Regions from separate parts of the Homo sapiens genome. Here region 1 is linked to region 2. The links are chromatin contacts, found by Hi-C or POLR2A ChIA-PET in ENCODE. All regions are on one chromosome and are shown on one strand. The core of a region is the stretch at or near the end of the contact, and the rest is flanking DNA. Distances in the headings are between cores, read along the strand shown. Region 1 overlaps SPOCK2 (SPARC (osteonectin), cwcv and kazal like domains proteoglycan 2). Region 2 overlaps CHST3 (carbohydrate sulfotransferase 3).

The links. Hi-C counts contacts between places; a loop is a spot of excess contacts on that map. ChIA-PET counts read pairs that join two places held with the same protein, here RNA polymerase II (POLR2A).
Region 1: a map of endothelial cell of hepatic sinusoid shows a loop between it and region 2 (4-fold over the local background). The contact joins two enhancer-like sites. A Hi-C loop is called at or near these places in 2 of 168 maps with a recorded cell type or tissue (endothelial cell of hepatic sinusoid and mesothelial cell of epicardium). POLR2A ChIA-PET finds 5 or more read pairs at or near these places in 3 of 52 experiments (MCF 10A, RWPE1 and activated CD8-positive, alpha-beta T cell).

The regions. Positions count from the first base shown.
Region 1 is chr10:72,063,804-72,070,348 of GRCh38, reverse strand. SPOCK2 (SPARC (osteonectin), cwcv and kazal like domains proteoglycan 2) reads left to right here. Exons shown (of 11, transcript NM_001244950.2): 5 at 1-37; 6 at 2,048-2,162; 7 at 2,617-2,736; 8 at 3,229-3,447; 9 at 6,109-6,171. Among named protein-coding and RNA genes, the nearest start is that of SPOCK2, 21 kb to the left of the region's middle. RefSeq lists enhancers at 79-580, 761-1,268. Within about 2 kb of position 3,193, at least 2 of the 41 ENCODE cell types and tissues checked have a DNase peak (open chromatin) inside an H3K27ac peak, as active enhancers do.
Region 2 is chr10:71,988,552-71,996,019 of GRCh38, reverse strand. The region is part of intron 1 of CHST3 (carbohydrate sulfotransferase 3); the gene reads right to left. Among named protein-coding and RNA genes, the nearest start is that of CHST3, 28 kb to the right of the region's middle. RefSeq lists a silencer at 4,228-4,401. Within about 2 kb of position 4,984, at least 2 of the 41 ENCODE cell types and tissues checked have a DNase peak (open chromatin) inside an H3K27ac peak, as active enhancers do.

The DNA.
Region 1 (6,545 bases), core at 1,944-4,443, 76 kb before region 2:
TGTCTGCGGCTCAGATGGCCACACTTACAGCTCTGTGGTGAGGAGCCCAGGCCCCAGGTAGGGTGGGGGTGGAGTCACCTGAGGCCACAGGAAGCAGAAAGGATGACCCAGCTGGGGCCTCCGGAGGGGTTTCCAGGACTGAGGTGGGGCCAGATGGCAAGGTCAGTGTGTTCAATGCAGCCAGCCATACTGGGGCCACCTGCAGCCCTGGCTGGAACTACCTGAGAGTTGGAGCCAGACCCTGTCTGTCCCTGACCTCGGACAGGTGCAGGTGGGGAGTGGGGCCTGGAAGAGACACTATGGTCAGGTAACTGCAAGTCAAAGGAACTGAGGGAAGACCTCAGCCAAGTGTGGAGGGCTGTGGAAGAAGGAGCTCTGGCATCCAATTGTTAGTGGGGGAAGAAAGGAGGATTTCCACAGGGAGGCGCCAGTGTTCACCAGTGAGCAGGGGCCTTCTGGGGCAGCAGGAAATAATCCTCCATAAGAAGGTGATGGAAGAAGGAACCGATTGGGAGAATGAATTTGCACCTTATGTGGATTTTTATGAGGATTTCAGGAGACAATATTTGAGAAAGCATTTAAAAAATTTTAGGCTGGTCACGGTGGCTCACGCCTGCAATCCCAGCACTTTGAGAGGCCGAGACGGGTGGATTGCTTGAATCCGGGAGTTTGAGACCAGCCTGGGTAACATAGTGAGACCCTGTCTCTACAAAAAATACAAAAATTAGCTGGGTGCAGTGGCGTGTGCCTGTGATTCCAGCTATCTGAGAGGCTGAGGGGGATGCCAGGAGTTCGAGGCTGTAGTGAGCCATGATTGTACCACTGCACTCCAGCCTGGGTGACAGAGTGAGACCTTGTCTCCAAAAAAAAAAAAAAAAAAGTAACATAGAAATGCAGGTGCTGATAATGAATGTTTTTACTGGCAACAAGGAGTCGGGAATTGCTTGGTTTGGGAGGGCACTGACAGCTGGCTTGGGGTGGGTGCCAGGGCTGAGGGGCCTTCTTGGAGTGAGATGCAGATTTCAGTCACCCGCTGTGGGTGATGATTGACATTGCTGTGGGGATGAGGTCATCCAGGGAGAAGAAAGGGAGGAGAGAGAGAATGAGCAAGAGGCCAGGGCAGAGGCTGCATTTAGGAGGTGAGAGGGGTGCAGGGGAGCTGGCAGAGCTGGCAGAGAGGAGGAGGAGAAGAAGAGGAGCTAGTGTCCCACAACCCAAGGCCAGGGCGAGGTCTGGGCAGGACGCTGCAGTGCGGTCCGGTCCAGGGGTCACGCTGTCCTTTAGGGAGGTGGAGGTCAGCAGGAAGTCTGGCTTTCATCCCGGCTCATGGCCTTGGGCAAGTCACTGGGCCTCTGTGCGCCTTGCTGTTCTCTGCTGAGCAGGAGAAACCCAAGCCTCCCAAGTGAGATAATGTTGTCGAGCGCTGTGATGACCCGCTTCCCATTAGCAGCCGCCCCATGAGAAGAAAGAGATATGACCAGGAGAAAAGGCCCTGGTCAGAACCTGGCTTTAGCAGGCAGCTGTGGCAGAAGCAGTTCTTAGCGAAGGCCGAGGAATTGTTAGATGCTCCATAGGCGGTGCTGTGTCCTATCAGGAGAACTGAGAAAAGTCCACTGGGGTGACTGGGGGGAGATCATTGAGGGAAGGGCTGATGGCTGATTACAGAGGGACCAAGGAACAGGCCATGAGAGCCAGGGGGGCAACAGACAGCTAACACAGGGGAAGGGCGACAGGGGCAGGGGAGGGGTGACAGGGGCAGGGGAGGGGAGACAGGTGTCCTGGGAGGGACAAATCCTTAGAGAGGGCCGAGCAGGCTCATGGGAGCCTGCATGGCTAGGACCAGCTCTGAGCCCTGCTTCCCGGGCCCTGCTTCTCTCCACCGTGCACCTCAGTCTGCAGAGGAACCAAGAGGACCCTTCAGGCTGTTCATGGGCACTCCATGGGGGGAGGCAGATGTGGCTGCCATGAGAGGCTTGAGGGTGTCCCCAGCTGTGGGGACCCCTGGGGTAAGCCCTCAGTCCCCTGTTCCACCTTTCCCCATGTGCAGTGTAAGCTGGAGCAACAGGCGTGCCTGAGCAGCAAGCAGCTGGCGGTGCGATGCGAGGGCCCCTGCCCCTGCCCCACGGAGCAGGCTGCCACCTCCACCGCCGATGGCAAACCAGGTGAGGACAGTGCTGGGCCACCAGGCTAGGGGTGCTGAAGGGCCACCTGGCACCTCCTTCAGGGCTCTAGGGTGGTAGAAGAGGTGTGCAGAGCAAGAGGGAAGTGGCAAAAATGCAGAAAGCTTGAGGGAGCTGTGAGGTCAGAGGCCCAGATTAACACAGAGCAGGAGGCGTGGGCTCAGCCCTCGTTTCTCCCCTGGGTGCCTGGAAGGTGGGCAGAGGGAGGGACTCAGCCACAAGGAACCTGGGCTGTGTGTTTTTCATGCCAGGAAGGAGTGGGTGGTGGGAAATGGGAGAGGACTCGAGAGGAAGCCCCCGATTTCCACCTTCCCTTCTGCTGCTGCCTCCCGGACCCCTGCCCAGCCTCCTGGCCTGTAGGGCAGGATCCCAGACTGAGATCGAGCCTGCTGCTCCACTGCACATTCGCCCTCCATGCCTTCTCTCTGTTCTGCAGAGACTTGCACCGGTCAGGACCTGGCTGACCTGGGAGATCGGCTGCGGGACTGGTTCCAGCTCCTTCATGAGAACTCCAAGCAGAATGGCTCAGCCAGCAGTGTAGCCGGCCCGGCCAGCGGTAGGAAGCTTGCTGCTCTGCCTGGAGGAGGGAGGGAAATAGGGAAGGGGCTGAGGACACAGGTGTATGCTGGGCCAGTCTGCCCTTGTTCCTTCCTGCCAGACTCTGGGCCCTACAATCTGGGCCCCAAAAGAACCTTCACCCCAAAGAAGTCGGCTTCCACCAGAGCAGGAGGGATACCAGTTAGCTAGTAGGAAGAACTTAACATGGGTGGAGGGAGCTTAAACCCTGACATGGGTAGCCCAGGGAAAGCAGGAATTCTTTTCCCTGCAGGGCTTTCAGAACGGGTTTTGAATGGTTCAGGCATAGTCCTATGTGGAGGTGGAAGGAAGGACCTTTCGCCGTTCTCGAGTTTCTCAATCCCATGGTTAGATTCCAAGCTGCCCAGACCCAGAATAGAGGGCTGGGGCTGATGGCGAGGCGGAGAGATGGAGGGCTGGAGAAACGGCTGAATAGCCAGATGAAGCGTGCCTGAACCTGATCTTTTCCCAGGGCTGGACAAGAGCCTGGGGGCCAGCTGCAAGGACTCCATTGGCTGGATGTTCTCCAAGCTGGACACCAGTGCTGACCTCTTCCTGGACCAGACGGAGCTGGCCGCCATCAACCTGGACAAGTACGAGGTCTGCATCCGTCCCTTCTTCAACTCCTGTGACACCTACAAGGATGGCCGGGTCTCTACTGCTGAGTGGTGCTTCTGCTTCTGGAGGGAGAGTGAGTGCAGCCCCCCTCCCAGGCCCCTGCCTCACCCGTGTGGGCTCTACCCGAAGTTCCAGGCTCTCTTGGGAAGTCAGAGTGGCTCTTTCTTGGCTACGTCCCCAGGCCCAGCACTTTCCCAGCTTGCCCACTTCCTGCACTCCCTTAGGGCTTCATCCCTTAAGGCCCAGGGAAGCCAACACTTTCAGCTCCCTTCCTTGGCAGGCTCCCAGGCGGATCCAGATTTTGTGGGTCCTGAAGCTTATATACTTTTGGAGGTCTTCTTTAAGAAAGAGTTAAAAAAGAAATCCCAGCACTTTGGGAGGCCAAGGTGGGAGGATCATGTGACCCAGGAGTTGGCGACCAGCCCAAACAATACAGGGAGACCTCCTCTCTGTGAAAAAAAAAAAAAAAAATAGCCAGGCATGGTGGCATGCATTTGTGGTCCCTGCCACTTGAGAGGCTGAGGTGGGAGGATTGCTTGAGCCTAGGAAGTCAAGGCTACAGTGAGCTGAGATTGTGCCAGCGCACTCCAGCCTGAGCAACAGAGCAAGAACCTATTAAAAAAAAAAAAGAAGGAAAGAAAGAATATGAAAAATAACGAATGTAAACTTTCTGGGGCCCCTCAGAGGGCTTGGGAAGGGGCTGTACAAGTGAGGGTCTTAGAGGTGAAGATGCATTTGCTTCTCGGTGATTCTTCTTTTAGGCACATCTTAAATTTTGTGCCACCAATAAGTGATTACATACGTTGTCATCAGCCTTAGAGATGTGATGAAATTTCTCAGCTGAATATACCTGAAACCAGAGCTTTCAAACCAGAGTCATCTCGGAAAATGGAGGTCCCCAGGCTCACCTGACCTGTGTGGCTGGAGCTGGGGAAGCCCTGGTGTTCCTCACTGGATGCTTCTCCCCATCTTGGTGGGGGATCGGCAGTCAGGGCCCAAAGCTTCAGCCCGGGCCCCACCATACGCTAGTCAGGGACCCCCGGCAAGTGACCACATCTTTCTGAGTTCTGCTTCTTCATCTGCGTCAGGAAATAACAATACCTATCTTGGAGCCTGTTGTGAGGATGAGCCAAGAAAATCTGTGCAGAGCACCGTGTAATTCACAAATCCCTCTGCAAATGTGTGGTATTGTGATCTGTTTCACCACTCTGACTGCCCAGCCCTCCTGCGACCAGCATCACTCCAGCACTTTGACTTTCTGGGCCTTTGAAGGCCACTCCATCCATTCTGTACTTTCTTGGGCAGGAGGCCGGGAACTGTCCTCATTTTACAACCAGGCAGGCTTCCAGCTTGGAGAGGTGGGGACTTCCCAAGGTCGCAGACAAGTTAGAGGCTGGCTGCCGGTTACAGTCATGCGTCACTTGACGAGGGGGATACATTCTGAGAAATGCATCATTAGGTGATTTTGTCACTGTGCAAGCATCATAGGAGTACTTACACAGACCTTGGTGGTGCGGCCTCCTGTGCACCTGGCCCATTGCTCCCAGGTTACAACCTGTGCAGCATGTTATGTGCTGAATACTGCAGGCAGTTGTAACACAATGGTAAGCATTTGTGCATCTAAACATAGCTAAACATAGACCGGGCGCGGTGGCTCACGCCTGTAATCCCAGCACTTTGGGAGGCCGAGGTGGGTGGATCACCTGAGGTCAGGAGTTTGAGACCAGCCTGACCAACATGGTGAAATCCTGTCTCTACTAAAAATACAAAAATTAGCCAGGCATGGTGGCAGGTGCCTGTAATCTCAGCTACTTGGGAGGCTGAGGCAGGAGAATCACTTGAACCCGGGAGGCAGAGGTTGCAGTGAGCCAAGATCGTGCCGTTGCACTCCAGCCTGGGCGACGAGAGCAAAAATTTATTTTATTTATCTCAAAAAATAAAATAAGGCTGGGCGCGGTGGCTCATGCCTGTAATCCCAGCACTTTGCGGGGCTGAGGCGGGCAGATTATGAGGTCAGGAGATCAAGACCATCCTGGCTAACAGGGTGAAACCCCGTCTCTACTAAAAATACAAAAAATTAGCCAGGCGTGGTGGCGGGCGCCTGTAGTCCCAGCTGCTCGGGAGGCTGAGGCAGGAGAATGGCGTGAACCCGGGAGGCAGAGCTTGCAGTGAGCCGAGATCGCGCCAATGCACTCCAGCCTGGGTGACAGAGCAAGACTCCGTCTCAAAAAAATAAATAAATAAAAAATAAAAAAATAAACATAACTAAGCATAGAAAAGGTACAGTAAAAATAGTGTTGTAATCTTATGGGGCCACCGTCCATTGTTGACTGAAGTGTTGTTGTGTAGCGCGTGGCTGTATTTTCAGGCCTGGGAGTTCTCTCTAACATTCCCTCTAGCATTACGTTCCCCTGGGCTCTCTCATACTTGGGTGTCTGTGTGTTCACCCCACCTCCTCTTCTGAATCCTGTTACTCCTCTCATGGGTCCCTAGGACTTCTTGGGGACCTCAGGTCATCCACAGCTGTGGAATGAGCTCCCCTAAATAGAGAGTGAGCGTTTTCGTGCCATAGAACCCTTGTACTTCCCACCCCTGCTGTGGGGTGACCCCGTGTCAGAAACGGGGTGTTTTCATCTTGCAGAGCCCCTGCCTGGGTCTCTAAGCCTTGAAGGGCTCAGTGCATCCCCCCAGCACCAGGGGACAGTCCCATCAGAGGCTGCTTCTCTCCCCACAGAGCCCCCCTGCCTGGCAGAGCTGGAGCGCATCCAGATCCAGGAGGCCGCCAAGAAGAAGCCAGGTGAGGGGCCAGACCAGGCTCTCAGAGGAGGAGGTGGGGACGGCTTCCTGGGTTTGTCTGAGACCCAGGGCCTCCAGCCTTGGGCCTCATGGCAGACATGGAGCCCAGAGGAGGCCCTGGCCTAGGAAGACAGAAGAGGGTTGCCCCCTTCCTGTGTCTATCCTTGTGGTGGGGCAGGGACTCCCAATCTGCCCCGGGAAAAGTGTGTTTTAGGCACTAATTTTATGCCCATCCATGCTGGAGCTAGAGTTTGGGATACAGAAGGATCCTGGAACCCTCCACTGAGTTCAGTTTCCTTCAGCAAGGGTGTGACTAATGTTTTAGTGAGGCCACTCCCTGAGTGACACTCACTCACATGCTCCATAAACACCTGG
Region 2 (7,468 bases), core at 3,735-6,234:
TTTATTGTGCTTTGCTTTATTATGCTTCACAGATACTGTGTTTTCTACAAATCAAAGGTTGTGGCAACCCTGTCTTGAGCAAGTCTTATCAGTGCCATTTCTCCAAAAGCATGAGCTCTCTGTGTGTCTCTGTGTCACATTTTGGTAATTTTCGCAATAGTGCAGATTTTTTCATTATTATTATATCTGTTATGGTGATCTGTGATCAGTGATTGTTGATGTTACTATTGTAAGTGTTTTGGGGTGCCACAAACCACACCCATAGAAGACAATGGATTTAATCGATAAATGTCTGTGTTCTGACTGCCCCACCAACCAGCCATTCCCTGGTCTCTTTCCCTCTCTCCAGGCCTCTCCTTGTTCCTTGAAATGCAACAATATTGAAATTAGGCCAATTAATAACCCTGCCATGGCCTCTAAGTGTTCAAGTGAAAGAAAGAGTCACGCTTTTGTTGCTTAAAATCAAAAGCTAGAAATGATGGAGCTTAGTGAGGCAGGAATGCTGAAAGCCAGAAAGGCTAAAAGTGAGGCCTCTTGCACCAAACAGTTAGCCAAGCTGTGAGTGCGAAAGACAAATTCTTTTTTTTTTTTTTTTTTTGAGACAGACTCTCGCTCTGCCCAGGCTGGAGCGCAGTGGCGTGATCTCGGCTCACTGCAACCTCCACCTCCTGGGTTCAGGTGATTCTTGTGCCTCAACCTCCCAAGTAACTGGGATTACGGGTGCCTGCCACCACACCAGGCTAATTTTTGTATTTTTAGTAGAGAGGGGGTTTCATCAGGTTGGCCAGGCTGGTCTCGAACTCCTGACCTTAAGTGATCTGCCCACCTCAGCCTCCCAAAGTGCTGGGATTACAGGCGTGAGTCACCGCACCCGGCTGGAAAAGTTCTTGAAGGAAATGAAAAGGGCTACTCTAGTGAACACACAAATTATAATAATGTGAAAAAGACTTGTTGCTGATATGGAGAAAGTTTGAGTGGTCTGGATAGAAAATCAAACCAACCACAACATTCCCTTAAGCCAAAACCTAAACCAGAGCATGTCCCTAACTCTCTTCAATTCTAGGAAAGCTGAGAGAGACAAGGAAGCTGCAGAAAATTTGGAAGCTGCTAGCGTTGGTTGGTTCATGAGGTTTAAGGAAAGAAGACATCTCCATAACATAAAAGTGCAAGGTAAAGCAGGAAGTGCTGATGGAGAATTGGCAGCAAGTTATCCCAAGGATCTAGCTAAGATCACTGACGAAGGTGGCTACAATAATCAACAGGTTTTCGATGTAGACCAAACAGCCTTCTATTGAAAGAAGATACCATCTAGGACTTCCATAGCTAGAGAGGAGAAGTCAATGCTTGGCTTCAAAGCTTCAAAGGACAGACTGATTCTCTTGTTAGGGGCTAAGGTAGCTGGTGACTTTAAGCTGAAGCCAATGCTCGTTGACCCTTCTAAAACTCCTAGGGACCTTAACAATTAAGCAAGATGTACTCTGCCTGTGCTTGTAAATGGAACAGGCCTGGATGACAGCATATCTGTTTACAGTATGATTTATTCAATATTTTAAGCCCACTGTTGACACCTACTGCTTAAAATACTACTGCTCATTGACAATGCACCTGGTCTCCCAAGAGCTCTGATGGACAGGTAAGAGGAGAGTAATGTTTTCATGCCTGTTAACACAACATTAATTCTGCAGCCCATGGATCAAGGAGTAATTTTGACTTTCAAGTCTGTTTTTTAATTAATTAATTTTTTTTTTTTTTGAGACAGGGTTTTCTTACTCTGTCACCCAGGCTGGAATGCAGTAGCATGATTATGGCTTACTGTAGCCTCAAACTCCTGGGCTCAAGTGATCCTCCTGTCTCAGCCTCCCAAGTAGCTGGGACTACAGGTGCATGGTATTTCACCTGGCTAATTTTCGTTGTTGTTTTTGAATGGAGTCTCGCTTTGTCACCCAGGCTGGAGTATAGTGGCGTGATCTCGGCTCACTGCAACCTCCGCCTCCCGAGTTCAAGCGATTCTCCTGCCTCAGCCTCCCAAGTAGCTGGGATTACAGGTGCCCGCCACCACGCTTGGCTAATTTTTGTATTTTTAGCAGAGACAGGGTTTCATCATGTTGGCCAGGCTGGTCTTGAACTCCTGACCTCAGGTGATCCACCCACCTCAGCCTCCCAAAGTGTTGGGATTACAGATGTGAGCCACTGCACCCGGCCTCCTGGCTAATTTTTAAATTTTAATTTGTAGAGATGTCTCACTATGTTGCCCAGGCTGGTCTTGAACTCCTGGCCTCAAACAATCCTCCTCCCTTGGCCTCCCAAAGTGCTGAGATTACAGACGTGAACCACCATATCTGACCCTCAAGTTACATTATTTAAGAAATACATTTTGTAAGGCTATAGCTGCAATAGACAGTGATTCCTCTGTTGGATCTGGGCAAAGTAAACTGAAAACCTTCCATTGTAGATGCCAGTAAGAACATTTGTGACTCAGGAGAGGAGGTGAAAATATCAACATGAATAGGAATGTGGAAGAAGTGGATGCTAATTTAGAAGAAGTGGATGCTAAGAAGTGGATGGAGGAAGTGGATCCATGTGGATGATTTTGAGGGGTTTAAGACTTCAGTGGAGAAATGAACTGCAGATGTGGTGGAAGTAATAAGAGAAAACTAGAATTAGACATGAAGCCTGCAGATATGAGCGAATTGCTGCAATCTCATGATAAAACTTGAATGAATGAGTTGCTTCTTATGTATGAGTCAAGAAAGTGGTTTTTGAGATGGAAGCTACTCCTGGTGAAGATGCTGTGAATGACAACAAAGGATTTGGAGCAGGGTGTCCAGTCTTTTAGCTTTCCTGGGCCACACTGGAAGAAGAATTGCCTTGTTCTACACATAAAATACACTAACAACTAACGATATGTGATGAGAAAACAAACAAACAAAAAACGCAAAGAAAATCTCATAATATTTTAAGAAAATTTACAAATTTGTGTTGGGCCACATTCAAAGCCGTCCTGAGCTGCACGTGGCCTGCGGGTTGGACAAGCTTGATTTAGAATATTCTATAAATTGTCTGGGAGTGGTGGCTCACACCTGTAATCCCCACACTTTGGGGGGCCGGGGCAGGTGGATCACCTGAGATCAGGAGTTCAAGACCAGCCTGGCCAACATGGTGAAACCCTGCCTCTACTAAAAATACAAAAAATTAGCCAAGCGTGGTGGCGGACGCCTGTAATCCCACCTACTCTGGAGGCTGAGGCAGTAGAATTGCTTGAATCTGGGAGGTGGAGGTTGCAGTGAGCCGAGATCGTGCCACTGCACTCCAGCCTGGGCAACAAAAGTGAAACTCCATCTCAAAAAAAAAAAAAAAAAAAGAATATTCCATAAACTTAGTTGATAAAGCAGCAGCAGAGTTAGAAAGAATTGACTCTAATTTTGAAAGAAGTGCTACTGTGAATCAAACAGCATTGCATGCTACAGAGAAATCCGTCATGAAAAGAAGAGTCAATTGATGCAGCAAACTTTATTGTTGTGTTATTTTAAGAAATTGTGGCTGGGTGCAGTGGCTCACACCTGTAATCCCATCACTTTGGGAGGCCCAAGCGGGCCCAGGAACTCCTTGAGCCCAGGAGTTCGAGACCAGCCTGGGAAACATAGTGAGACTGTGTCTCTGCAAATAATAAAAACATAGGCTGGGTGTGGTGACATGCACTTGTGGTTCCAACTACTCGGAAGGCTGAGGTCGGGGCATTGCCAAGGTGATCAGGGCTGCTGCAAGCCATGATTGTGGCATTGCACTCCAGCCTGGGCAACAGAGCAAGACCCTGTCTCAAAACACAAAAAACAAAAACAAAAAAAATAAAAAGAAAGAAAGAAATTGCCATAGCCACCCTACTCTTCAGCAGTTAGTCAGCAGCCATCAACATTGAGGCAAGACCCTCTCCAGCAAAAAGACTACAAGTCGCTTGCTAAAGTCTCAGATGATTGTTAGCATTTTTTTCAGCAAATAAAGTATTTTTAAGTTATGTACTTTTTTTAGACATACTACTGTACACTTAATAGACTACAGTATAGTATAAAAGTAACTTTTTTTTTTTCAGACAGAGTTTTGCTCTTGTTGCCCAGGCTGGAGTGCAATGGCATGTATCTCGGCTCACTGCAACCTCTGCCGCCCGGGTTCCAGCGATTCTCCTGCCTCAGCCTCCCGAGTAGCTGGGATTACAGGTGCCTGCCACCATGCCTGGCTAATTTTTTGTATATTTAGTAGTGACGGGGTTTCACCATGTTGGCCAGGGTGGTCTCGAACTCCTGACCTCAGGTGATCCGCCTGACTTGGCCTCCCAAAGTGCTGGTATTACAGGTGCGAGCCACTGCACCCGGCCGTGTAAATGTAAATTTTATATGCACTGGGAAACAAAAAAATTTGTGTGATTTGCTTTATTGTGATATTAATTTTGTTGCAGTGGTCTGGAACTGAACCTGCAATACCTCTGAGGTATGCCTGTAACAGCCAAAATATAGAATGTCTTAGGGCTTCCCCACAAAAGGTTTTGGGGTTTTGGGAAAATTTGGGGAAGGCCACTGGAGTGTGTCTGGAGTGAACATAATCCCCTATGAATATTTCAGCAGAAAAAGGCGGAGGGCAACTGCCCAAAGAAAGCACAGACGTGCAGGGCAGAACGACAGTCTACATGACGCCATTTTTCATATATTTAATTAGCGAAGAACAAAACGCCCTGGAATATACTGTGTGGGTGAATTTCTGGGGAACCGACTGGCAGAGACGTGAGGCTCATCGAGTGGCCAGGGGCTCCTCCACATTGCCCAGACTCTTTTGCAGTCAGGCTGAGGCCATATGACTGGTTCTGACAGGTAGGATGTGGGTGAAAGTGATGTAAGCCACTTTGCTTAAAATTTTCCCACACATTCATCCAGGCCTCTCTCCCCTGGCTGTGGCAACAGTGGAGGCCACATGTTCCAACTGGCTTAGTTCACAATGGAAGCAGCCTGGATCCCTGGGATGCTGCTTAGAGAGCCACCCCATCTGCATCAGATGTGACGCAAGAGAAAAAACAAGCCTTTGCTGTGTTAAATACTAAGATTTGGGGGACTAATTGTTCCTACAGCATAGCCCGTCCCGTCCTAATACATAATGTTCATGGGAGTGTCCTTTCTGAAGGATGATTTGGCCAAACCATCACAAGTTTTAAATATGCATACTCTTAGCTATGGGCTGAATGTTTGTGCCCCTCTAAAATTTTTGTGTTGTAATCGAATCCCAGTGTGCTGGCATTAACAGGTAGGGCCTTTGGGAGGTGACTAGGTCACCAGTGTGGAGCCCTCATGAATGGGATTAGTGTTCTTTTTAGAGGCTGGGCATGGTGGCTCATGCCTGTAATTCCAGCACTTTGGGAGGCCGAGGCAGGTGGATCACCTGAGGGCGGGAGTTTGAGACCAGCCTGACCAATATGGACAAACCCCATCTCTAATAAAAATACAAAATTAGCTGGGCATGGAGGCGTATGCCTGTAATCTCAGCTACTCAGGAGGCTGAGGCAGGAGAATTGCTTGAACGTGGGAGGTGGAGGTTGCGGTGAGCCAAGATCACACCATTGCACTCCAGCCTGGGCAACAAGAGCAAAACTCCGTGTCAAAAAAAAAAAGAAAAATTATTAGAGCCCTAAGGGAGCTTGTCTGCTCCTTCCACCAGGTAAGGACGCCACAGGTAGGTGCCATCTTGGAAGCAGAGAGCAGCCCTCCCCAAATCAAATCTGCTGGCTCCTTGATTTTGGACTTCCCAGCCTCCAGAACCATGAGCAATAAATTTCTGCTACTTGTAAGTTTCTCAGTGTATGGTATTTGTTATAGCAGCCCCAAAGGACTGCTATAACACTCTTCGACCCAGGAATTCCACTTCTAGGAACTAATCTTGCTGATATATTTGCATGGATACAACAAGGACATATACAACAATAAATCGATTATAATTACAAAAGGCTAACCATGACATTAATGCATGTTAATAGGCAAAACCAAAACCAAAACAAAAAACAGCAACTTGTTAGCTCAATGTTAGGTACATTTATCAGTGCAATACTCTGTAATGATTAAAAAGAAAGAGGAAGTTCTGGAGGGCTGACATAAAATGCTGTTCAAGACATGAGTGATAAAAGCAAGGGCAAGAGTATGCGTGGCATGCTACCAACTGCCTACAAACTGGACTGGATCCATGCAAATGCTGGATATCTTTGGAGATGGAAAGAAGAGATTGACAAGAGTGGTTGAGGGAACTGGGGAATGGGTGGGAACTGTCACTGACTTTTAACTTCTACTTTCTTCTATTGTTTAAATTTGTTACCATGTTACTAAAATATCAATATAAGAGAAAGTTATAAAAATAATGGAAATAAAAAGCATATGGAGTTGTGTCCCAATCCATCATCCTACACACAGTTAGCGCTTAATATTTACTTGAATAACCAAGTCCATCTAAGCAGCTTTGTGATGAACCTAACCCAGAACAAGCAAGAGGGATCCTGACAAAAATGGTGACTGTATCAGGTTTCCAACTTTTTTTTTTCTTTTTGAGGACGGGTCTTGCTCCACTGCCTAGGCTGGAATACGGTGGTGTGATCATGGCTCACTGCAGCCTCAACCTCCTGGACTCAAGTGATCCTCCTGCTTCAGCCTCCCAAATAGCTGGGATCACAGGCATGTGCCACCACACCTCGCTATTTTTAAAAAAAGCTTTTTGGAGAGTCAGGGTCTTTCCCTGTTGTCCAGGCTTGTCTCGAACTCCTGGGCTCAAGCTGAGGCTGGCAAATTATTTTCTCCTTCCTTCCTTCCTTTCTTTTTCTTTCTTTCTTTCTGTCAGACAGAGCCTTGCTCTGTCGCCCAGGCTGGAATGCAGTGGCGCAATCTCAGCTCACTGCAACCTCCACCTCCTAAGTTCAAGAGATTCTCCTGCCTCAGCCTCCTGAGTAGATGGGATTACAGGTGAGTGCCAGCATGCCCGGCTAATTTTTACATTTTTGTAGAGATGGGGTTTCACCATTTTGGTCAGGCTGGTCTCGAATTCCTGACCTCAAGTGATCCACCTGCCTCGGACTCCCAAAGTGCTGGGATTACAGGTGTGAGCCACCACACCCGGCCTGGCAAATCATTTTCATCTCATGAGTAAAAGCTAATAGGTTGGTAATTGGCAGCCTGGAGCACTTTGATGAGAAGAATCCTGAGATCAGGCTTGTTTTCTGTGGGAAAGAACATGGCAGTTGAGTAGTGATGTCTGCTGTGTGTATAGATAGGGTGTATTAGGCTGTTTTTGCACTGCTATAAAGAAATACCTGAGACTGGGTAATTTATAAAGAAAAGCAGTTTAATTGGCTCTTGGTTCTGCAGGATGTACAAGAAGCATGGTGCTGGCATCTGCTTGGCTTCTGGTGAAGCCTCAGGGAGCTTTCAATCATGGCGGAAAGCAAAGC